Regions from separate parts of the Mus musculus genome. Here regions 1 and 3 are each linked to region 2. The links are chromatin loops, found by intact Hi-C in ENCODE. Cell type or tissue: heart. All regions are shown on one strand. Region 1 holds the start of C130050O18Rik (RIKEN cDNA C130050O18 gene). Region 2 holds the start of Zfand2a (zinc finger, AN1-type domain 2A). Region 3 holds the start of Cox19 (cytochrome c oxidase assembly protein 19).

Evidence for each region. Hi-C counts contacts between places; a loop is a spot of excess contacts. Peaks named below come from ENCODE experiments on the same cell type or tissue, not always from the same donor. Only the 100,000 strongest peaks of a DNase experiment are listed, where the experiment ranks them.
Region 1: a loop joins it to region 2, with 2.0 times the contacts of the local background. A loop is called at or near these places in 2 of 42 quality-filtered maps.
Region 3: it touches region 2 in a loop (2.4-fold over the local background); 2 of 42 quality-filtered maps call a loop at or near these places.

What each region holds. Positions count from the first base shown.
Region 1 is chr5:139,404,838-139,412,837 of GRCm38, forward strand. The region is part of intron 2 of 3110082I17Rik (RIKEN cDNA 3110082I17 gene); the gene reads right to left. It overlaps C130050O18Rik (RIKEN cDNA C130050O18 gene), which reads left to right and starts at 447. Exons shown (of 3, transcript NM_001384195.1): 1 at 447-570; 2 at 1,595-1,735. The coding sequence starts at 1,657. In heart, CTCF peaks have their summits at 4,003 and 4,725; DNase peaks (open chromatin) are centred at 378, 1,224, 3,854, 4,744 and 3 weaker places; H3K27ac peaks cover 1,648 bases; H3K27me3 peaks cover 2,627 bases.
Region 2 is chr5:139,480,750-139,488,749 of GRCm38, forward strand. It overlaps Zfand2a (zinc finger, AN1-type domain 2A), which reads right to left and starts at 3,742. Exons shown (of 7, transcript NM_001159908.1): 1 at 3,528-3,742; 2 at 1,953-2,048; 3 at 1,217-1,311. The coding sequence starts at 2,007. In heart, no CTCF peak of the experiment used is centred here; a DNase peak (open chromatin) is centred at 3,792; H3K4me3 peaks cover 1,825 bases; H3K27ac peaks cover 1,404 bases.
Region 3 is chr5:139,340,054-139,348,053 of GRCm38, forward strand. It overlaps Cox19 (cytochrome c oxidase assembly protein 19), which reads right to left and starts at 5,113. Exons shown (of 3, transcript NM_197980.1): 1 at 5,019-5,113; 2 at 2,510-2,621. The coding sequence starts at 5,100. In heart, a CTCF peak has its summit at 4,171; DNase peaks (open chromatin) are centred at 4,188 and 5,218; H3K4me3 peaks cover 2,472 bases; H3K27ac peaks cover 2,487 bases; H3K27me3 peaks cover 1,593 bases.

The DNA of each region.
Region 1 (8,000 bases), 76 kb before region 2:
TACCTCTCTGTGACAAGTAGAAGATGGTTCCAGAAGAAGACTGTTAACATGGGATTGTCTCTTCACCAGGGGACAGGGTGTGTGACACACAGAGGGCACAGTGGTGGGCCTCAGAGCAGTCTATACTTCCCTTACCAGCAGATAAACAGAATTTGAAACAAAGAGGGTTATCAGCCCCAGGGTCCCCACCCTACGTCTGTGCCTGCCTGTTCAGTCCCCAGGAGAAGGCCTAGGCACTCACTGTGGGACAAAGCCCAAGTGAGGCAAAGGAGGCTAGCCGGTGAGCCCACAGGCCACATCCTGTCATGGAAGCCTGATACGCAAGGGGCCATTCTCAGGAGTGACACAATAGGGTTTTGCAGAACTGTCAAAGGCCATTAGGAAGGTCATAGCCAGTAGCCACCCTGAGAATTGTCATCAAATAAGGAAGTACCAGAGGTGGCCCCACTGGCCTTAGAGTCCTTGAGCTGAATGCTACCACACTGACCTCGCAGCCAGGAGGGGGACACACAGGGACACATAGGAAGCTGGCCCGGAGTTGTGGGTTGATAGCCGCTCATCACACACCAGGTAGGGAGGGGAAAAGGGGGGCCACTGAGATGAGACCTGAGACATTAGTGCCTCCTCAGACTTCTCTCCCACTAGATTCTTCCTCTCCGGGGCAGCATCTGGCATTCAGGGCTGAAAATGCACTCAGGAGTCCAGGTCCCCAGTTAATGGATTTCTAACACCATTCCCCACCCCCACCCCTCAAGTCAGACAGCAGTACGCCACACAGGAACTACCCAGAGGCCCCAGGCACAGCGCTGGGATGGCTCTCCTACAGCACTCAGGAGGCTGAAGGAACTGCCTGAGACCAGTACCACAGGGCAGCTTGGGGCTGATACCGCATGACCAGCCTGCAACACTGCAGAAGTAGGCATACCCGGGAGCGGGCAGGGGTGAGGGTAAAGCCCACTGCACTTTGAGATCTTTAAAGTATTCTCAAGACCGTTTACCTTCATCTGGCTGGGGCTCTCTCTTCAAAACTCATCTCAGCCAGCATCATGGCATCCTGAGCAAGGCCCAGAGAGACGACACAAGCAGATGTGCAATCTGGCGTCATGTCTAGGCACAGCCCCATCCCAGGCAACTCCGAGATGCAGCTGCAGCCATTGGTGCAAGGATAGTAAGGGGTGCCAGGTGTCACCTGCTATCCAGATTGGAGTGTCCACTGTCCTGAGTCACCCTGTGCCAGGGACAGAGGGACAAGACCCTCATCCATGTGGCAAGGTTCCATGCACTGGTTTGTACTCGCTGGGAGGACTTTTTCCTGCTGGGTGGGGCTTCAGCTCCTATTTTAGGTTACAAATGTCTTTGCCTTCTGGGAGGGACCTTCTGCGAGTGGCCAGCACACTTCTGCAAGAAAGCCCTGGAAACTCTCAGACACACACACACACACACACACACACACACACACACACACACACACATCACTCTTCCACCTCAGACATAGGCCCATTTAGATTCTTCTAGGTCACATGGTCCAACCATAGCCCGCTTAAACACAGTGTGTGGTTTGGACGACTCCAGGCCAAATCCTGTTTTTCCTTAGGTACTGAGGGCGTCTGTGCCAGCCTGTCTTTGGAGAGTGTAGAGCAATGGAGGGAAGACTGGATGAACAGAGAGCATGCCCCAGCCTCACGGCAACCCCCCAGTGCTGACAGAGCGTTGTGTGGATTTCAGGCTGGCACAGGTGAGCACTGTTTTTATGTCCTGGAGAGGAAGCGGCCCTGCTTACCCAGCTTGTCCTCCTGCCTCTGAGTGACCAGTGAATGTACCCAGGGGCCACTCACAGCTGTGGGAAGTTTGTGCAAACCAATTTCTTTATGGGACAGGTCAGTTCTGTTACGTTAAAAAAGAAAGAGAGAGAGAGAGAGAGAGAGAGAAAAAAGAAAGAAAGAAAGGAAGGAAGGAAGGAAGGAAGGAAGGAAGGGAGAGAGAGAGAGAGAGAGAGAGAGAAAGAAAGAAAGAAAGAAAGAAAGAAAGAAAGAAAGAAAGAAAGAAAGAAAGAAAGAAACTCTAGCCTTCTGTATGGTGATGTAGCCTTTTCCTGAAGGGCCAAGGGTGGCTCTGGTCAGCTTTCACAGTGAATGGGAAAGGCCCAGGAGTGGTCAGACAGTACAGCTCATGTTGGCAGGCAGGGCTGTCAGGGCAATTGCTATGGGAGGACTTCAGCTCTGGGGACGGGAGTGGGGGATGGAGAGAGGCCGGCGGGGCAGAACATAAAGAGTGCTCTATAGTGGGCACATCTGGAATGCATGCTTGCATGGCACATGAAACCTGGAAATGGAGAACTCTTTTGGCTGGACTGCAGCAGGGTGAGGCTAGAGCCTAGACGGCAAAAGCGGGCAGGGGCTGGAAGAGAGCCTTTGGAAACTGGTGTGATCGGGCTGGCCACCTCTGCACATGGTGGGCTTTGTACTCAGGTGTGATGCCCTCGACGTGAGTCCCTGTGAGCTAAGGCAAGGAGAGCCACTAGCTAGCTGGATGCCATGTCAGGCGCGTCCTCCCAGGGGCGCTCTACAGTGGTACTTAGCAGACCCAAACCTCCTCAGTAGACATGTGTGAGCACAGCTGTAGTGCTGATGGCTCACTGAGCCACCAGAGACAGACATCTGCTCCATCTGAAAGAGTGATGAGACAGGAAGCCAAGGCGAAGCCTTCGGCCCTTCTGGGAAGCTGCTCTGGTCAAGTGCTCCACTGCTCTCCTATTCCCTCCTCTGGAGCTCATCTGTTTGGCTCTGGCTGACCAGAAACCTTGCTCCTGCCCATACCCAGCTCAGGCAGGGTGCCATCAAGCAGCTGGCCAAAAGAGCCAGGAAGACCTGTAGCTGGGGGAAGGGCCAGCAGGGAGGGGCCACGGAGGGCAGACTGCAGAGAGAATCCATCAGGATTTCCTGCCAAAAGCCTTTGCCACCGCGGCCCAGGCCAGACTACTTTGCCACCCACTGTTGCCACCATTGCTAGGGTACCTGATATTGCAGCGTGAGAACAGAAAAAGATCATCTGACACCCCTACACACACACACACACCCACATACCCCACCCTCCACCTGCGTGCAAGTACGCACGCGCGCGTACACATACACACACACACACATACCCCACCCGCCGCCCTCGAGCGCGCGTACACACACACACACCATAGTATGAAGGCTGTGCAGATCCTCACATAACTACAGTAAGTGAATGAAGACTGCAGAAAGAATCAAGTCTACGGAAAGCCAGAAAATGGTGAGCACCGCTCCTGGTGACTTCAGTTCCGCCCTTCCCACCAGACGGCCCAGCACAGGATGGCCCAACCTCTTGCTTGTCATCTCAGGTGAATCCTGCTTTGGAGGAATCTCTTGGATCACTCACTCTAGCCTGGCTACTGGATCTCAGGACAGCTGAGGGCCTCAGGTGGCACATGGTACCTGGTGACAGGGACGGTCAGCTCCAGTACTCAGGGCCAGTACCACCAGCCCTGACTTCAGGGCGAGCTTGCTTCTCAGCACTCCCCAAGCTCAGCCTTGTGGGAAAGGTGCCACACACAGCCATGTTAAGCCATTCGGAAACCTCCAAGGACTGGGTCTCACCCTCTCTGGGGTCATCCCTCCACTCTCAGCTCCGGTGCTCATGGAGGACGCTGGGAACACTCAGGCCTTATTAAACAATCACAGAGCCCTCCCCCCCCCCCCACACACACACATGCTGCCAGGGAAGGAAGTGTGCTAGGTCTCCCGGAACGAAGGCTGAGGGGGATGCTAGGAGGCCCAGGGCCTTGGTCTGACGCCACAGGAGGTTCTACTTCTGCTTCTTACCCATGGGCCCAGAGAGCAACCACTCTGCAGGAAGCAGGAAGCCTGTGTGAGGCCAGGCAGTCTGCCCAGCTAGGCCACTGGTCACTGGACTAGAGTGCTAGTCTGGCCCATCGCACACGGGGACCGGAAGAATGTGGAGCTCCTAGAGGCCAGTGTCTGTGTGTACATGTGCACATGTATACACAGCTTATGTTGGTGTGTGCACGTTTGTAAAGATGTGTCTAGTGTGAATCTATGTGTACATACATGTGAATGTATGTTTGCCTGTTCATGTGCCTGGTGTGCACATATGTTCATGTCAGGGTGTACCTGGTACATGCATGTTTTTGTTTCTGTGTATCAAGATGCATATCTACCTATGTATGTGCACATGTACACTTGTGTGTTGGTATGTGCCTGGTTATACACACATGTGCATGCATGTCAGCATGTTCATGTGTCTGGTATGTACACACGTGCATACACATCTACAGGACACAAAAGGCATATGCACCATATCTGGAAGTTTCGAGAAAAACAAACAAGAGACTGCTTTTATCCTTATCTTAATGAAGGTAATTTTTCTGTTTCTAAAAACACAGAAACAGCCTTGGGACCAAAAGGACAAACAAGGACAGTCAGGCTATCCCTGCTGCTCATTGTGACAGTCCATGAGTCGTGCGCTGCCTTTCCAGATCCCTGGGCTGGGGGTGGGGGGGTCAGAGGCTGGTGGTCCCTTGCTGGCCCTGCACACTACTGTGGTGTCAGTTCAAGCTCCCCTTCAAGGTTACAGCTCTGTGTAGGGTTGGACAGGGGCTGGAGCAGGGCACCAGGCCACGTGTGTGAAACAGACAGGGTGACTCACAGTGGCGCTGCCCCAGGCTACAGGACAGGAGACTGCAATGGAAACATTTACAGAGCGGAGGCCAGAGGCGCTAGAATGGCTGAGTCCTGCCAAAAGGAGCAGACAGCTGAGGGATGGAGCAGGGTGGGGCCCGCCGGGTGGAAAACAGCGGGTCAGACACAGGAACCATCTCTCAGGGCAGCTCTGATCTTCCGGGTACTAGCTTTGGACTTCGTTCCTCAATCCGCTGTCCACCTCTGATCCCTTGTACGACATATTCGCAGGCCTCCTCTCCCTGGGCTGGCAGTCTGTGGGGCACCACAGTAAACCTGTGAAGGTAGTGGGGAGCCAGGAAGTCCTCCTAGGATGCCAAGGCCACTTTGCCTACTGTACTACACACATGTAAGGCCACCCGTGCCACCTGTGGATCACACAAAAGAATCTCACACATTCATGTCATTTCTGTGTTGTTTGAAAACAATGTATGAGCCTTGCTGGAAAGATCTGTAACAATAAGTGTGACTTGAAAGGAGCTGTCTGTAAGAGCATTGTGCCCATGTGGAAAGGGCTTGGTAAGCTCTCTCCTGGTTTTTAGAAAAGCTATGGGCTTTGTGAACTGTCTTCTCCCCACCTAAGCAGTGTTGGGTGAGGGGTCCACTTCCAGGAACCATTCTGAAGGGCTATTTACAGAGTGGTGGCCAAGAGCCACTGCAGGAACACAGCATTCTCAGACACTAGCCTTGGGGAGCTCCCAAGGGACACAGAGCTGACCTTGGCGGCCCTTCTGCAGGGTCGAGAGGCCACAGGTTCTCAGCCTGTAATGCATCCATGGACTTCTGGCTCTCTTCTGTGGTGCTCTAGGTTTTTTAAGAAGTCGGACTGGGTTGTGGTCGGAGAGTAAGATGGTCCAGCCACCCTGGAAAACTGGTGACCTCAGGTGACCCTGGAACTAGCTATGCCACTCTCAGATATGTGCCCCCCCCCCCAAAAAAAATGAAAGAGAGCGGAAATCAGCTGTGTGAGAGCTGCTGTCTAACACTGTGTGCACCTCTTAGTGACAGGAAGAAGTCCTAGTGGGGCAGGCAGGGACGACAAGGACACACAGTGGCAGGGAGGCAGACACCTCCTGTGTATAAGAACGCAAGACCTAAGGCTTCCACAGAGACCATGTGCTACTCTGGATGTGTCCAAGTTGCAAAAGATAAAGCAGATAAATGGCTGTTGAGGCTGGGTGTCAAGTTCGGTAAGTGAGGGAGCTGTGTTGAGTGAGGGCTGTGACCAGAGTCAAGGTGGTGCCTGTCAAGAAGAGTATGTATCCTTTCTACAGAGTCTTTCAAACAGACTTGGGGAAGAGCTTCGAGTTCTCAGGCTGACCCTGGGCTCAGGTCTCCGTGGTACTAACTCCCAGGCTGAGCCAGGCAAACCAACTCAGGCTGTCCTAGTGCGCATATGAACTGAGATGCAAGTGCTGGCAGACAGACATACTCCAGAGGACTAGTGCGTGCGTTACCCAGTGGGAGAACACTGGGACCCGAGCTCAGGCTGGCTTCCCTCTGCAGCCCTGCTGCCTCTCTCCCCATCTCTCCATCCCGCCTGAGGTGGACTACAGAGGAAGAGGACTTGAGGAACTGTTCAGGCTACAGAGAACCCAGGACACAGGGTGCCAGGAGAAGGCTGGGCACTGAAGAGCAGATTGCGGAAGGTTTGGCAGTAGAGGGCTTCAGTGGTTTTGTCAGATCCAACATATTGGTAGGTGCTTGCTAGGACTGAAAGCACGTGACCTTGGGCTCCCAAGAATGGCTGGACCCTCCGAACCTCAACAAAGACAGGATGGCAGATGGTAGTAGGGCAGTAAGGTGTGCCAGGGTGTGCTGTGCACAGAAAGCTCTTGGCTGCTCCTTCCCTAGCTGGCCTCTTTAGGACAGAGCTCCGAGGATCAGGAGGAAGACAAGCTCATCTAGTCTGCATGGGTTTCCACCCGCTCTGAAGGACAAAAGCACGGGTGGCACTCTGGTGAAATCCTCAACTTGGGCAGGCTGGGTACAGGGAGCAGAGCCCCAAGTGTGGCTGTGCAGCACCAGTGTCCGCCCCTCAGGAGACAATTACTTGCTCTCACATTCCCGGCAGGGAAGGGGCACTGGTACCCAGTACATAGAATACTGAGATCTGAGAACTGAGATGATGAAGGCCCTGTGCAGGCCCAGATGGTGCCAGAAGATGCCCTGGCTAGAGCACTTGGGACCTAAGCAAGGCCCCTCCAGCCTGAGTGGCAGCCTGCAGCCTTTTTCCCTATGGACAGAATCACACAGCCTGTGGTGAGGAGCACCATCCTAGTCCACCGCCCGGAAACTGGAGGCAGAGCTGACGGCTGCAAGCCAGAAGGGCCCTTGGTGATCAATGTCCACAGACACAGTGCCCAGCGGCACACCACGCACGAGGCATGGAGCGGCTGCAGAGGTAGAGCAGCAGCTCTGCTCCCTGACCGTGGTCAGAGATCACAAGATGACTTCCCATTCCACCTGACAAGACAGACTTGAAATTGCACCCCCCCCCCCCGGGCTGGCCATGACTCTTCATTTCCACACCGTTGGCTTCTTAAGCACTGGCAGCTGGAAGCCATCACAGCCACTGCTGTGTCTTTTCAGACTGAAAGAGACAGATACCATGAGAAGCGCTCCTGCAGGCCCACGGGGAGTAGCAAGGGCTGGCTGCTGGTGGTAGCGGTGGCACGGTAAACAACTGAGCACACCTCCGACTCATCAGTCAACCTTCCTGCTACTTGGGACACTCAGAGAGAACTGTCCTCTGGGTCTGAAGATGACAGGGTGGACAGGATGGCAAGGTACAGTGCATGACCAGATGACTGTGGCAGGTCCTTAAAGCCTAGAACCCAAGAGGCCTGTGAACAGACAGGGGCTAGCCTGGACTCCTGAATCTAGAGTAGTGCGCATTGTGAAATGCTAAAAATTAGTTTAAAAAAATTTTTATAGGGATTGGAGAGATGGCTCGGTGGCTTAGGAGCACTGGCCACTCTTCCAGAGGATCTTGGTTCAATTCCCAGCACCCACTTGGTGGCTCACAACCGTTTGTAACTTAAGTCCCTGTGTATCCGACACCCTCTTCTGACATCAGTGGGCACCAACCACACATGTAGTATACAGGCATCCATGCAGGTAAAACAAGCAGGCGCATAAGATAAAAGTGACAATAATTCAAAAATTACATGATAAAAAATTATAAAAGCAAAGAACTTTATTTAATATCAAAGAAAGGATTAGGAGTGCTCAGTTGCTTTTACAGAGGACCAGAATAAGCCCAGTTCCAGGGAACAA
Region 2 (8,000 bases):
CTGTGTCCCCTGCCCTCCTCTGTCCCAAGTGCATGCACTTGTTAGAACCTGTTCGGTTTCTAAATGAACCTTATCTCTTGATCAGCAAATCCATTCCGCCCCTAGATAAGAATAGTCTTGTGGGAATTTTAACCTGATTCATTCATCTGTGATTCGCTTAAAACGGTAATTTGACTCCAGGTCTGTGAAAATAGAGTCTTGATAGCTTTACAGCTACCCTGCAGTCCTGCGCTGTCCAATGAGGACGCCATTGGGCACGTGTGGGCACTGAACTACTTGGAAGTGTGCTCTAGTAGTCTGTAGCAATGGTGTAGAGCTCTACTCCCAACCTTGGTAGACAGATCACAAGCTCAAGGCCAGCTTTGTTTACATAGTGAGTTTGATGTAAACACCGGTTACAAGAGACCTTGGCTCAAAAAAAAAAAATTTTTTTTAGCTGGCACTTTAATCCCAGTACTTGGGAGGTAGACTCGGATCTCTGTGAGCTTGAGCCCATCCTAATTGATAGAGCAAATTTCAAGCCACCAGAGCTCCAAAGTGCCAGAGCTACACAGTAAGCTCCTGTCTCAAAACAAGGAAACAAACAACTAAGAATTACAGGGAGTAGCTGCCCGCTGCACTGCTGTAATGTGCATCGTATTGCTAAACTGCCAGGAGCTCACTGAGGAGCTGGCTCTGGTAGCTGTGCTATCGCCCACTCCCAACCCATTTTACACCAAGGCGTGAATGTTTCAGGGTGTCCTCCAAGACTTCTGGAGGGGCATGGATCACCTCTGTGACAGAGAACAGCAATGCAGACCAGAGTGAAAGCACCGTGTCCCAGAGACCAGCTAGAAGAAAAGCTACTTCCAACAGAGGGAACTATTGCTTATCCTGAGGTAGAAAGGTACCTGCCCTGGGGTCAGGAAGCCAGAAGACTTCAGCAGGGGATGCTCAGCCAGTGGGGAAGCTGAACTGGGAACTCCAGCTGAGTCTGCCAACCTCCCCAGTCTGTTTCTGCAGGATGTTCCGAGCGCCAATAATACCCACCTACCCATCCATCTAGCTCTCTACCTACTTTTCTGCTTGTTTTTACTTTGGCTTGCCATATGTACGTAACAAACCCACCCGTTCAAAACTCAAAGCGCGGCCATCACAGACCATGCTCTGGCCTGCACAGAACAGCTGGATGGAAGAGCTGTAGCCGCGCAGTCCAGACCCCAGCATGACATGTTACCTTCTTGAACGCAAAGGGACACTTATGACCCACGTAGGAAAAATGGTCTTTACAGAAATCTTGTTTACAGGCGTCGCATGTTATTGGCAGAAAATCTAAAAAACAAAAATCAGGATAAAACGGTAAGTCCTCTGAAGAACTGGAGTCTGAGAGACAGACACATCCCGGAGGTGGCACATGTGAGAGAAAACAACTTTGGGCCATAAAATTAAGAAACAAACAAACAAACAAACAAACACCACAAACAAACAAACAAACAACCCAGACAGGGTCCTATTTAGTGCAGGCTGTCCTGGAACTCATATGTAGCCTAGGAGGACCTTGAATCTCTGCTCCTCCTGCCTGCACCTCTCCAGAGCTTCAGACATGCTGGACACGTGCTGTACCACCTGAGCAACAACCCCAGTCCCAAAGGTAGAAATGCAGGAAGGTCAAGAGACAATGAAGGCCCCACAAATGTCTTCACGTCTTTTCAACACAGATATCATCTCTTGTGGCATCGCAACCATCCAAGCTGCCTTTGTTATCTGCAAAGCCCTGGTGGCTATTGCGTGGCCTTAAGGGGTCATTAACTTGCAATTCTGAGCAGACCCTGTGTTCCTGCACCAGAGTTTTCATGCTGAGAAGCTAAACCAGGACAGAGGCCAACTAGCGAGAGAGTGCACCAGCCAGGTGTCCTCCGCAGAGCAGCCAATGTAATGCTGTTTCCCTAGCAAGAGCCCCCAAAAGTTCTTACCTAGCTGTTTGCAAGTTGGTTCTGAACAGTGCTTCCCCAAGTCAGGAAACTCCATTATAAATGCTGTCCAAAAACACAGATGTATTTAAGTATCACCTGTGGGAATTAGAAGAGAATGAGGTTCTGAGTTGGACCCCAGGGCCTGTCACCTGCAGCCAAAGAGCACAGAGAAGCTATTTGTGAGAAGCACGGGAAACCCAAACCATCCTGGGGCCATGGGAAAGACTGCCATCTCATAAATTCTCAGCAAAGAGCAAAGTGGTCGTTTCATCATAAATACCAAGCCTTGGGTTAATAAGAGAATGCTCTGCGTAGCATGTGGGAGGGGGAAGTTCTAGGTTCAATCCCCAGCTCTGGCAAAAACAAAACAAATGTGGTGAGAGAAAGAAAGGCTTCCCGTATGGAGTCCATAGCTGCCACTGAAAATTATGGTCTCCTTGGAACTCAAGCTGCAGTCTCAACTCCTCAATACACTTGTTGACATCAACAAGATTCGGTGCCAGGTGCTAAGTGGCATCAGTTGACTATGCTCCCCAGAGTAGGCTGTCCCTTGCCTCTCCCTCCCTCATGCCTTCAGTTTTACTTTGTGCACACGCCATAATGACATCAGGCCAGGGCCGATCAAGGCAAGCGGCACTTTAATTAACCACAAGAAACAGACAAGCAGAGAGGCTGGCATCCCGGAGACCAGGCTTGAAGCAAAGTCTCCTCCAAGTCCTGTCACCTATCAAATGACTCGAAACTCTTGCACTTTCCACAGGTCAAGTCCCCAAAGAGCTTTTCACATCTTTCTATTACTTTCTCTGCTGGGAACTTCTTATCTACTCCTTGTTGAGAACTCTCAGGCTTCAGAAGACATCTATTTGACTTGTCAAGGACCAGTCTACAGTGTCACTTCCTCAAACGTCACCTCTAACACCTCTAAGCCAATTCACTTCCCACCCTTCCCCCTTCCTTTCCTACTGCATTTAGTGGTTAGGGTGGATCTCATTCCTGTCGGGGAGGAAACCTTTTAAGTCGTGCACAACAGAATCCGCATTATGAAATGTTTTTGTTCAAAGCAAGCAGCACGTGACGTATTACCAAATGACCACCGACTGTTTCTTTTCTCCCCCCCCCCTTTTTTAAACAGGGGGCCGGGGGCCTAGGACAGACGCTATTTTGTAGTGCTGGCTGTCCCTTAACCCGTTTTGTAGATCACTTTGGCTATCAACTCGGAGATCCGCCTGTCTCTGCCTCTGGAGTGCAGGGATTAAAGGCACGAGCCACCATGCCCTGCTAGTAGACTGTTTCATGAAAGTGTGTCTCACTACTTAGCTCAGGTTAGCCTGGAGCTTGTGATCTAATAACTCAACTCCCCAGCGCTGAGACTACAGGCCTGCAACAACCACTATGCCTGGCTGCCGCGACAATGGCTCAGGGCAGTTGACCTGGGGATGTGAGATGTCACTGTGCTGAGACAGTAACTCCTTGATGGCCAGGCCACGAGAAATCACAGCGCGGAGACGCCAGCCCCTAGTTCACCAGCTCCCCGGGCCCCAGCGGCCCGCAACCACACCGGTACCTGGCACTCACGGGTAGTCAGAGGCGGAGACAGACAAGCGGTGCCCTTTGTGGTTATCCCGGTGACACCGCAGTAGAAACTGCAGCTCCAATCGCCGCGAAGCGCCCGACTTCTCTCAAGGCCGGAAAGCGTAGCATTGCCCCTGCAGCAGCCTGGGCCATTTATCCCCAGCCGACAGATCCAGAGTCATACATCCTGGGCGTTCCCGGCGCGCTCTGATGACGCCACACCAACACCAACCAATCCCCTAACATCTAGAGTCGGCCCGCCAGCGCGCCCAAAATGTCATCGAAGGCCAGCCAATTCCTTCGTGTTATGACCCCCAGAGGGCTGGGCGCCGTGATGACGTCACTTACATGTCACCAATCCAGCAGTTCTACGGCCTTTTCGTCCCTCCCTATCCCCCCGCCTATTTTCTAGAACAGTCAGGCAACATCTCTAGCTTAGGCTGAGTCGTGGTGAGGCAGCTCTGGGTGAGGTGACAGGCTTGCCTGTACCTGAGAGCCTGAGACAGGACCCGGCCGGACGTGAGAATCCTGTGTCTCAGTAGGAGTTCCCTGAGGGCTGGGATCGCGGTATGCACAGATTGATGGCCCATTTGTGAAGCTGTAAGGATCCCAGGACTCGGGGAGGCAGAACGCCAGGGACAGGTCATCTGAACAAACATGCCTTGGAAAAGTGAGGTCCAGTCTACAGAAGAATTACAAGATGATACCCAAAATGCCTGTATCTCTGTTACCAGAGTTGCTGGAGCACGGACTATGCATGTGATTTAAGAAAGATGTTCAGGGCTGGTGAGATGGCTCGGTGGGTAAGAGCACCCGACTGCTCTTCCGAAGGTCAGGAGTTCAAATCCCAGCAACCACATGGTGGCTCACAACCATCCGTAATGAGATCTGACTCCGTCTTCTGGAGTGTCTGAGGACAGCTACAGTGTACTTTAAATAAATAAATAAATAAATAAATCTTAAAAAAAAAAAAAGAAAAAAAAGAAGAAGAAGAAAGAAAGAAAGAAAGATGTTCAAGCCGGGCGGTGGTGGCGCATGCCTTTAATCCCAGCACTCGGGAGGCAGAGGCAGGCGGATTTCTGAGTTTGAGGCCAGCCTGGTCTACAAAGTGAGTTCCAGGACAGCCAGGGCTACACAGAGAAACCCTGTCTCGAAAAAAACCAAAAAAAAAAAAAAAAAAGAAAGAAAGATGTTCAAGTGTTGCTGACCCAAGCTCGAGAATACCAAAGATCTGTGGGCTAGGCTAATAGACCCAGAATACTACTGCTCTGTCCTGATTATTTATGTTTTTAATTAATTATTTATTTATTTCTCAATCTGACATAAACTGAGAAGAGGAGACCACAGTTCAGGAAATAACCTCTATAAGATTGGCCTAGGAAGTACTTTTAAGTTAGTCATTAATATGGAAGGGCTGAGCTCCTTGCGAGTAGTACCACCCCTAGGCTGATTATCCTAGGTGCTATAAGAAAGTAAAAATCAGGCCAGTTGGATGTGTACACCTATAATCGCAGCATGTGGGAAGCAGAGGCAGGTGGCTCTCCTAGTTCTTGTCCAGCTTGGCCAACATTACTTTTTGCTTTGTTTTTTAAAAAAGATTTATTTACATGAGTACACTGTAGTTGTCTTCAGATACATATCAGAGGAGTGCATCGGATCCCACTACAGATGGCTGTGAGCCACCATGCAGTTGCTGGGAATTGAACTCAGGACCTCTGGAAGAATAGTCAGTGCCGGCCGGGCGTGGTAGCGCACGCCTTTAATACCAGCACTCGGGAGGCAGAGGCAGGCGGATTACTGAGTTCGAGGCTAGCCTGGTCTACAAAGTGAGCTCCAGGACAGCCAGGGCTATACAGAGACCCTGTCTCAAAAGAACCAAAAGAAAAAATAATAATAATAGTCAGTGCTCTTAACCCCTGAGCCATCTCTCCAGCCCCCTAGCCAACATTACATAGCAAGTTCCAGGACATCCAGGGCTACGTAGAAAGACCATCTCAAAAAAAAAAAGGAGGAGGAGGAGGAGCAAGCTAGTATGTAGTGGTCCTCCACAGCTTCTGCTTCAGTTACTGCCTCCAGATTCTTTCCCTGTTTGAGTTCCTTCTGTGACTGCCTCAATGATAGACTGTTCCCTGAAGTGTAAGAGTTGCTTTTGGTCATGGTTGGCCAAAGACAGCCCCCCACCCCCAGAACCATTTGACAAAACCAGAGTTGGAATTTGAGAGTCTTTATTAAGCTGGCCAGTGACTGCCTGAAGAGAAAGAGTTCTTACAGAGCAGCCCCAGTTGCTCTCTTCAGGAAGCTTAAAGGTAAAAACAATATGTGGTTGGAACTTGCAGAGGTAAGAAGAGCAAGCAAGCAGTTTAGCAGAAGCAAAAAAGCAGCAGTTAGCCAGGGTATCTTGACCTCATGTCCCCAAGACAGGGTTGGATAATTCTCAAAGGGACTTTCCCCTAAGAGGGAGTGTAAGCAGAGGTCAGCGCTGAGCCAGACCTTAGATGGCTACAACAGGAACAAGATGGAGGAGCCTTGACCCTGACAGTGTTGCTTTATCACAGCAATAGATACCCTAAGACAAGCTTTAAGTCTTGAGAATTTGGGCTCCATGTGCTGAGGCAGTGGTTCTCAACATTCCTGATGCTTTGACCCTTTAATACAGTTCCTCATGGTGTGATGACTCCCAATCATAACTGTAATCTTGCCACTTTTATGAATTGTAAATATTTTTGGAGATAGAGGTTTGTTAAAGGGGTCGTGACCCACAGGTTAAGAACTACTGTGCTAAGGCCAGAGACTTAAGGCCTTAACTAAGGTTGGAAGGTTTTTTTTGGGCTTTGATTGACAGTGGGGCAGGTAATGTGATCCTCTGAGTAGCAGCTAGTAGCCCTAGGCAGCATTTTAGCTTTGTTCATGTAAAAAAACAACCCACACTTCAAAACAAAGGAGAGAGTTTATTCTGAAACCAAATATGAGTCATTTTGGCACAGGAACATAGATTCAGTTTACTTGAAATATCTTGTTCTGATGTAGTAATTGTTTTACAGAGTTTTTGTAGTAACAGAACACAGAAAATGATAAATGAAGACCAAAATAATTTGGTCCTGGGACTTGTAACGTTCCAGCTCTCTGAAGTCAGTGAGGTTCTAATCAGCCTTGTAGAATGTGTAGCGACAGTGTGGCTTCTCCCAACCATTGGAGCTTTGGTTAACACTAGTATCCCTTTTACCAAAAAGCTGGCCTATTTTTGCTCTACTTATGATGAATAGGCAAGGAAAAGTGTTACTAGTTGTAGTGGCTATTCCTGGTTGTCAACTTGACAATATTTGGAATGAACTACAATCCGGAATTGGAAGGCTCACCAGTGACCCTTATCTGGAGGCTTGGAGAACCTTATCTGGATCTTGGTTTGAAGATCTTGAGCCATAGTGGCTATGGATTCCAGAAGATTGAATCTCCGAGTTAAGGAACACACCTTTAATCTGGGCTATGCCTTTCATCTGGGATTAAAGGTGTGGTGGAACACACCTTTAATCTGGGCTACACCTTTTGCTGGAGACAATATAAGGACATTGGAAGAAGGGAGTCTAGCTCTTGCTCCTGCTCCTTCGCCTGCTTGCTGCGTGAGACTGAGTAACTGCTAGATCCTTGGACTTCCATTCACAGCTGCGACTGAACAATTGTTGGGAATTGGGCTGCCGACTGTAAGTCATCAATAAATTCCTTTACTATTTAGAGACTATTCATAAGTTCTGTGACTCTAGAGAACCCTGACTAATACACTAGTGTTGAAGACTTGCTTATAGGCCGTGCCGATACACGGGGAGCCTTCCAGCTCCATGCCCTGAGAATAGGGACCTATGGCTGCAGGCTCTATGGACAGACAAGTGGCTGCAAGTTCTTGGGTTAGAGGCTGGGGTAGAGTTTCTAGGTTTTGCACTTAACTGCTAATGTTAGACTCTTAGGTGGGCCCTGGGTCTTGGGACCTCTGCCTGGCAGCTGTCAGACCAACTGTATCTGGCCAGCTTGCCAGAGTCAGTTACAGGCCTGTATTTCTTTTCTCTGACTCTTGGCAGCTTTCCATGTTCTTTCTTTCTTTTTTTCATTATTGACACTCTACTCTCTCATCTTCTACTCCCCATTGCATTCCTTGTTGTGTGCCCTTCATGTTACCCTCCCTCCTTGTTACCAGCTATGGTCCTAGGATGTATCTGGTAGAGGACTATTGATACCTGATACCTGTTAACATGACAATGGCTGGGGAAGTAACCCAGTAGGGAGTATGCTTGCTATGTAAGCATGAAGACCTGAGTTCAAAGTCACATGAGCTGAGACAGTAACTACATCTATAATCTCAGCATTCCTGTACTGAGAGGGGAGGTAAAAACAGGAGTTCCCCAGAGCTTGAAGGCCAGCTGATGTTAAACAGCATTGAGCAAAAGACCCTCTCTCAACACAGAAGGCAAAGATTGACACGTGATG
Region 3 (8,000 bases), 140 kb before region 2:
ACACCCCTAGAAAACTGTCCCTGGGATTTCTAAGGCCGGAGACACTAAGATGAGCCCTGAGCTGTGCTCTGGAGCCTTCCTGAGGGCTCTGTGATCCCTGCCTGTCCCAGCAACACTCATTCCATGCCCCTGTCACCTCTGCCTCTCTGGAGGTGGGGGCAGGAGAGCTGCAAGGTCACGGCCAGCTGAGATGTGACGACAGCCGCAGCCCCCGAGGTTCCCCGCGCCCCGGAGGCCCGAGAAGGAGTATTTTAACTTTATTTTCTTACTTGCATTTATTTACAAACCCACCAACCACCAACCAAACCAAAACACCCTTGCCAACACTGGACAAAGCCAGAAGTTTCCTTGGGTGCCTGCACTCGCCTAGCTGAGGTCCCATAGGCCATGGAAGCAGGCCCTTCCCTCCCAACTCTGACGCACGTGTTCTATGTGGTGTCGAGTGTGGCACGGGGACTAGGAGGCCTTGCTTCAGCTCACCCCACAGACAAACAGGCAAGAACCTCTGCTGGTACTGTCCAGAGCCTTGCCAGGCAGACTAGTCACCCCCCCAGAGGATCTCAAAGTAGCCACACCCTCGAAGCAATCATAAGTAGGAGTCCCTACTTATGCATCTGTGCCAGGCACTACGGGCAAAACAATCTGCTCAGGTTTGGAAAGGGGTATGGAGGGGGTACTGTAGACAGAACCCAGGACTTCACTTAACTGTGGAATGCATCACCACTGAGCCACGCCCCCAGCCCCTCACTGGGGGACTCTAGGCAGGGGCTCTACCACTGAGCCACGCCCCCAGCCCCTCCCTGGGGGGATTCTAGGCAGGGGCTCTACCACTGAGCCACACCCCAGCCCTTCACTCAGGGGATTTTAAGCAGGTGCTCTAGCACTGAGCTATATTCTCAGCCCTGTTTTTCTTTCTTTTTTTTTTTTTTTTTAAAGATTTATTTATTTATTATATGTAAGTACACTGTAGCTGTCTTCAGACACTCCAGAAGAGGGAGTCAGATCTTGTTACGGATGGTTGTTAGCCACCATGTGGTTGCTGGGATTTGAACTCTGGACCTTCGGAAGAGCAGTCGGGTGCTCTAACCCACTGAGCCATCTCACCAGCCCAGCCCTGTTTTTCTTATCATTTTGAGATAAGATCTTACTAAATTGCCCAGATAGTTTCTGAACTTATTCTGTAGCCGAGGCTGGCCCCAACCTCACCATTCTCCTGCCGCAGCTTCCTGAGCAGTTAGGATGACAATCCTGTGTCAGGCTCCACTAAAGCTCTTACTTGCTGAATCTGTCCAGCTTGCCTGTGGGAACCTCTCCTTTTGTAGACACCAAGACCCAGGGGTTGAGCTGTGGGGAAGGCAGGAACCTGCTCACAGCCTCCTTCCAGGCTGGGATCACTCTGGCCCTCTTGTAAAGCTCAGCAGAGCCAAGAGGAAATTCTCAGCCATCTGCTGAGGCTCAGTTCCAACCATGAGCTATCTGGAAGGGGGTCACCGCCAGAGCTGAGACACCTACACTGTCACCCCCACATGCCTATGCCTCTAGGACTTGTCTGGGTTTGTTAAACACAAAGAAAGCAGGCTTAAGCGGACCACTGACATCTTGAGAGAGGCTGGGGTGCCTGAGTTCCTGTGTACACAGCGATGGGGACAGGCCTCCTTCCCCAAGGACTGGCGTGCTAGCTGCTTCTGCACATTTACAGTAGAATGGCTCTCGTCCTAAGGCAGAGCGCCACAGGTTTTGGTTTTTGTTCTGTTTAAAAGTAAACCTGGGGCCGGACGGTGGTGGCGCACGCCTTTGATCCCAGCACTCGGGAGGCAGAGGCAGGCGGATTTCTGAGTTCAAGGCCAGCCTGGTCTACAGAGTGAGTTCCAGGACAGCCAGGGCTACACAGAGAAACCCTGTCTCGAAAAACCAAAAAAAAAAAAAAAAAAAAGTAAACCTGGGGTGGGTGTGGGGGTGGCCATCATCATCCATTACTGCTTAAGTCGCCATTGTCCCGGTGGCATTTCAAACAGCTTTCAGAGGACAGCGCGAGGCCATGAGTGTTCTTACTGGGCCGAGAATGTGAAAGGCATGAAAACCTGTTGGGCTCAGTCAGCGCCGCTAGGATCTACGATTCTGAAAGCTTAAAGATGGAGGGACAAAGCTGTGGACACTCACTCTGTGGCTTGTCACTCACGGAGGTTTCCAGGGCCGTTAGCGGCCTCCTCACTGGCTAAACTGTGATTTCTCCTGGCAAACATCAGCCACTCTGCTGTGGCAGGGGCGGTGGCTGGGTTGGTAAAATGGACCCGAGTTCCCTCCCGAGAACCCGAGAAAATTGGGTGTGCTGGTCCCAGCACTGGGGGCAGAGAGGGATCCCTTGGCTTGCCTGTAGTCAGCGACCTAACTAGTGAATCCAGGCCAGCAACAGACCAAGTTCCCAGCACCCACGCGGTGGCTCACCACAATCATGAGCACTCACACATGTGAATGCGCACACACACACACACACACAAATAGAACTCACCTTTGCATCCTGCACATTAAATACTCTTTAGATTCATTTCTGCACAAAGCATTTTCATAGTTCTTGTCACGGAGACACCTCATGAATTTTTCTTTAAAGCTTTTACATTCACCTAGGGAAAGAAGAAAGCCAGCATTCTATTAGTTAAAGAGAAGGCCTGACCCGCTCACACGCTGACTTTAGGAGCAGCACTAGGGTTTCCATCAAAATTCGTTCCCTTTGTGAGGCTGTGGGTGTGGCTCTGAGGTAATGTGTATGTTTGGCATATAGTCCCCTGGGTTCAAATCCCTGTACTTCAAAACAAAAGGGCTGAAAGAAGCTGGGGAGATGGCTTACTGGCTATGAACACTGGCTGCTCTGACAGAGACCTGAGTTTGGTTCCTGATACACACATTGAGCAGCTAACAAATGCCTGTAACTTCAGCTCCAGGCTATCAAAAACCTGCTTCTGGCCACCAAGGGTGCCTGCATACAAATGGTGTATATACAAACTCAGATGCACACACATACACATAAACTTAAAAAAATTATAATAAAGCCGGTCATATTGGCACACACCTTTAATTCTAGCATTCAGGAGGCAGAGGCCGGTGGATCTTTGTACATTTGAGTCCAGCCTGGTCTACGCAGCGAGTTCCAGGACAGCCAGGACTACATAGTGAGACCCTGCCTTTGAAAAAAAAATGAAGAATCAATAACGAATTGAAATAAAAATTTTAAATGGAAAATTTCCCAATGAAATGTTGGCAATGAAATCATAATCTAAAAATAGTGAGATGGCTCAGTGGGTAAACACGCTTGCCACCAAGGCTGACAACCTAAGTTTGATCTCTGGGACACACGTGGGGGTGGAGAGATCCCAGTTTTCCACAGTTTGTCCTCTGACTATATACGTGTCATGGCATATCCCCAAACACACTAAATAAATAAGCATAACTTAAAAAATACAGAGGCAGGCGGATTTCTGAGTTCGAGGACAGCCTGGTCTACAGAGTGAGTTCCAGGACAGCCAGGGCTACACAGAGAAACCCTGTCTCGGAACCCCCCCCCCCAAAAAAAAAACCCAAAAAACCAGTAATCTCTAAAGCTGTCCCTGGAGCTGGAGTCTCTACAGCAGTTCACCGAAGCGTCTAATCTACACTAACAGCTGCCGTTTCTACACTAACACGAGGGCTGAGGGCTGCTGCATCTCTCAGGGCTGTGTGCTGGTGGTAGGACTTGTGGGGAGGTCTGTGTGCTGGTGGTAGGTGGGGGGGGGGGGGATGTCCTATGTGCTGGTGGTAGGCAGGGCAGTCTTTTCTTTTTTTAATTATTGTAGTGCTGAGGACTGGACTCAGGTTCCTGTGCGTGCCAGGCACCAGCTCGGCCTCTGTAATCTGAATCTCCAACTCTCTCCCAGTTTGTTTGTTTTTTTTCTTTCCCATGTTCCAGTTTCCCAAAAGGCCTGTTAACTGCAGACTTCAGAACGGTGACTAGAAATCCTCCAGGCTGGAGGCGTGGCTCAGAGGTGAACACTCGCCTAGCATGTGCCAAACCCGGGCTTTCAGCCCCAGTGTTAGATATCAAAAAGCTTTTTGAAAATATTTCCTTGCCTAATGTTCACGGCAGACCCAGAGCCTGGAGCTAGGGGAGGGTGGGTATGTCCTGCGCTGAGCTGAGCTGCCGCCAGGGGGCCTAACATCAAGCTCCGTTCCAGGAGGCCTGTCACCATCCTATCACATTAGCCCCAAGTCTTACTTGGAGAGCCATGACATGTGGCCCTCTGAAATAGGGGCCCTCAAGACTCAGTTTCTCTGACTGCACCCCCACAGTGCTCTGAGCACGCCCAGCCCCACTACCCGGGAAGGACCTGTAATATTAACTGCTCTGCATCCAGGGTCCAGTACCTCAGACCCCACCCACCATTTCTAGCATCCTGTCATCAACACACATGACAATGCCACCCAGGTCTATAACCCCACACACTGTCCCTCATATTCAGCTCCTTCACTTTGGCTCTCAGACCTTCGATCCAGCACCCTAGGCCCTGTCACATCCAACATCTAACTCTTCAGACATTACACCTAAATCCAGCAACTCTGACCCGGCCACTCAAATCTAGTACCTTAGGCTCTGCCACCCAGATCTACAACCCCAGGCCCTGCCATCCAAACCCAGTGCCCCCAAACCTGCCATCTATAGCAAAGAGACAACACTCCAGTCTCTGCCACCCAGACCCAGCAGCCCAGACCCTGAACCCAGATCCAGTACCCCTGACCCTGCCACCCAGATATCCTGCACCCATAACTCTGTCACCCAAACCCAGTACCCCAGTACCCCTGACCCTGCCATCTAGAACCAGTATCCCAGATCCTGCCACCTACTTCCAATACCCCTGATCCTGTCACCGAGAAACAGCACTCCCTACCACTCAGACTCAGCACCCGAGACGCTGCCACCCAGATTCAGTATTCCTAACTCTGCCACCCGATCCCAGGCCGCCATCAGCCTGTGCCTCGCCTCGCCTCACCGAAGTGGTCCAGCGGGAAGCTGCCTTTGTCTGGGGGCCGCGGCTGGAAGCTTTTGGTCCCGAAGTTCATTGCGGTCGACATCACGGCGAAATCCAGAGCGGAGAGCGACGGCGACGCAGGGCAGATGGCTGAACACCGAGCGGGTCCAGGAAGCGTCGAGCTAGTCGAGCGGACGACTGGCCCCACCCCGAGTCCACCCAGGCTCCACCCACCAAGCCCCGCCTCACCTATCTAGCCCCGCCCCTGCCGTGTTGCGAAAGGATCTGCCCTTGGTTTCCAGCCCTCTGAGAAGCAGAAAGAAGCCTGGCAGTCATCTTTTGGTACTGATTAGCAAATAAGGACAGAAAGATGCAGCCATTTGCCCGAGGACACCAGTCTGTGCCCCGGGATCTTCATCCCACCCATCTGTCTTCCAGGGACTGAGTTTCCCATCTACTCAGAGGGAAAGAAGCACACTAAAGGAGGGGTGGCTAGCTTACTGCCAGTGCCGTGACACAGTGATACAAACGGGTTTTACAAACAGAAAATAAAGCAGGGTGCAGTCCCTCACACCTGTAGACAGCGCTTAGGGGGCTGAGGCAGAAGGATTGCCTGAGTTTTCAGCAAACCTGGGCTATGTAGCCAGTCCCACAAAACAAAAGAAAATCTCCCCAAAGGGCATCTTCTGTGGTTCAAGAGACCAGAAGTCTGATCCTAAGGTGTTGGTCATCAGCCCTCTTGTGGCCTGCTGTCCCTGCTGTCTGTTCCAGGGAGCCCAGGTTCTCTCCCAGCCTCTGAGATGTTCTGTCAATTTTAGGTAATTCTGGGCTGCTAGATATCTCCCTCCGGGGCCTCCACTTCTGGGAACATTCTCCCATGTTTCTGTATCCAAGTATTCCTTTTATGACATTGCCACACCGGGGTAGGGCCATCCCAACAATCAATTCTCTTTCCTTCCTTCCTTCCTTCCTTCCTTCCTTCCTTCCTTCCTTCCTTCTTTGCTGTCTGATTTTCTTTTTTCTTTCTTTCCTTCCTCCCTTCTTCCCTTTCTCTTTTTCTCTCTCCCTCTTTCCCTCTTTCCCTCTTTCTCTCTCTCTCTCTCTCTCTCTCTCTCTCTCTCTCTCTCTCTCTCTCTCTCTTTCTTTTGAGACAGGGTTTCTCTGTAGCTCTGGCTGTCCTGGAACTCTGTAAACCAGGCTGGCCTTGAACTCAGAGATCCACCTGCCTCTGCCTCCCAAGTGCTGGGATTCAAGTTGTGCTCCACCATGCTCAGCTCATCCCAACAATTTTAACCTCTGCTGCTTACATCTGCCACAACATTATTTCAAAAGGTCCTGGGGGCTGGGACTGTGCCAGGTGGATTTGGGGGGGACTGTTCTATGGTAGTGGGGTGCACTCTACTGACTCTTTGCTGTTGTTATGGCAATAACACCCATACCCAGCACCCCTGCTTTTCAGCTTGGGGACAGAGAAGAGCACTCGCACCCTGCCACCCTGCACTGCTGTCAGTGTAGGACATTGGCCGTCATTCCATCTCAGCCACACATGAATGCTATGTTCTACACTACACCAGGCCCTGGCAGTGAGCAGAATGGGCTCAGTGGGCTCCTAGCAGCTCCTTGGGGCCAGCTCTTCCTCTACAGTCCCTTGATGAATCCCAACATCACTGACGCAGAAGCAGAAACAATTCCCAGGGGCTGCAGAGAGGTGCTTGACCGGCAGATCTACTCAGTCTCTCCTGTCTTGCTGGACTCCCCTCCTCCACAGGCACTGGATCCCATCCTGCCTTCCTGTCTGGGAGGCTGGATTTAGCAGATCTACAGGCTGCCTTCAGAGGAGTACCATCTCCCTGCCAGACCTCCAGCAAGCCCATTCCAGGTCTGCTTCCAATCACCTCTCAAAACGGGGCCTGGAGGGATGAACTCAGCTGGCAAGGACACTCACTATAGCAACATGAGGACCTGAGTTCAAATCCCTAGAGCCTCCCACCCCCACCCCCAAAAGCCAGGCTGGGTAGCATGGGCCTCTAATCCCAGCATTGTAAGGGGTGCCTTGCTGGCTGCCAGCCTGGCTCCAGGTTCAGCCAACACCCTGTCACAAGGGGATAAAGGGGAGAGAGAGAGCAGGGCAGCTGATGTCCTCCTCTGGTTTCCACATGTGTATGGGGTATACACATCTCACATCTGCACATCAGAGAGAGAGAGAGAGAGAGAGAGAGAGAGAGAGAGAGAGAGAGAGAGAGTTATAGAGAGACTTCAGAAGGAAAGCTGTACTTTGTTGATATCATAGAAACAGCTCTTTTGCACCTTTCCCATGCCTGGGACCAGAGGCCATACACTGAGTTATTCATTAATGCTTTCTGGACTGTGAACAATGGTGTCTTTTATGACTCAGCAAGCAGCCCTTTTCCACTTAAAATAAGAAGACATCTCTGTCCCTGGGGTGGCAGACCTTCTGTCAGGCATCCCAAAGAACCAAGAAAGCAGCAGGGGCTGGTGTCTGGGCTATGAAAGCAACTTTTAACCTGCCATTCCTCGGAAATGGCTACTGCCTTGTATGAATGCTTTTGTGTTATTTGTTTTGGTTTAAGATGGGTACTCACTGTGCAGCTCTGGCTGGCCTTGAACTCACTAAGTTCTGCCTCCCTCTGCCTTGGAAGTACTGGTTTTCCAAGGGTTGTGATCAAAGGTGTGTACCACCCTGCACAGTGTGTGTGTGTAGCTGGATACACCTGTGTTTGTGTGTGTGTGTAGCTGGATGCACCTGTGTGTGTGTGTGTGTGTGTGTGTGTGTGTGTGTAGCTGGATGCACCTGTGTGTGTGTAGCTGGATGCACCTGTGTGTGTGTGTGTAGCTGGATGCACCTGTGTGTGTGTGTGTAGCTGGATGCACCTGTGTGTGCACATGTGGAGACCACAGAAGGACGTCAAGCATCTTCTTCCACATTGCTTTGAGGTGGGGACTCTCTGGATTGGAAGCTCATCATTTTTGGCAAAGCTGGTT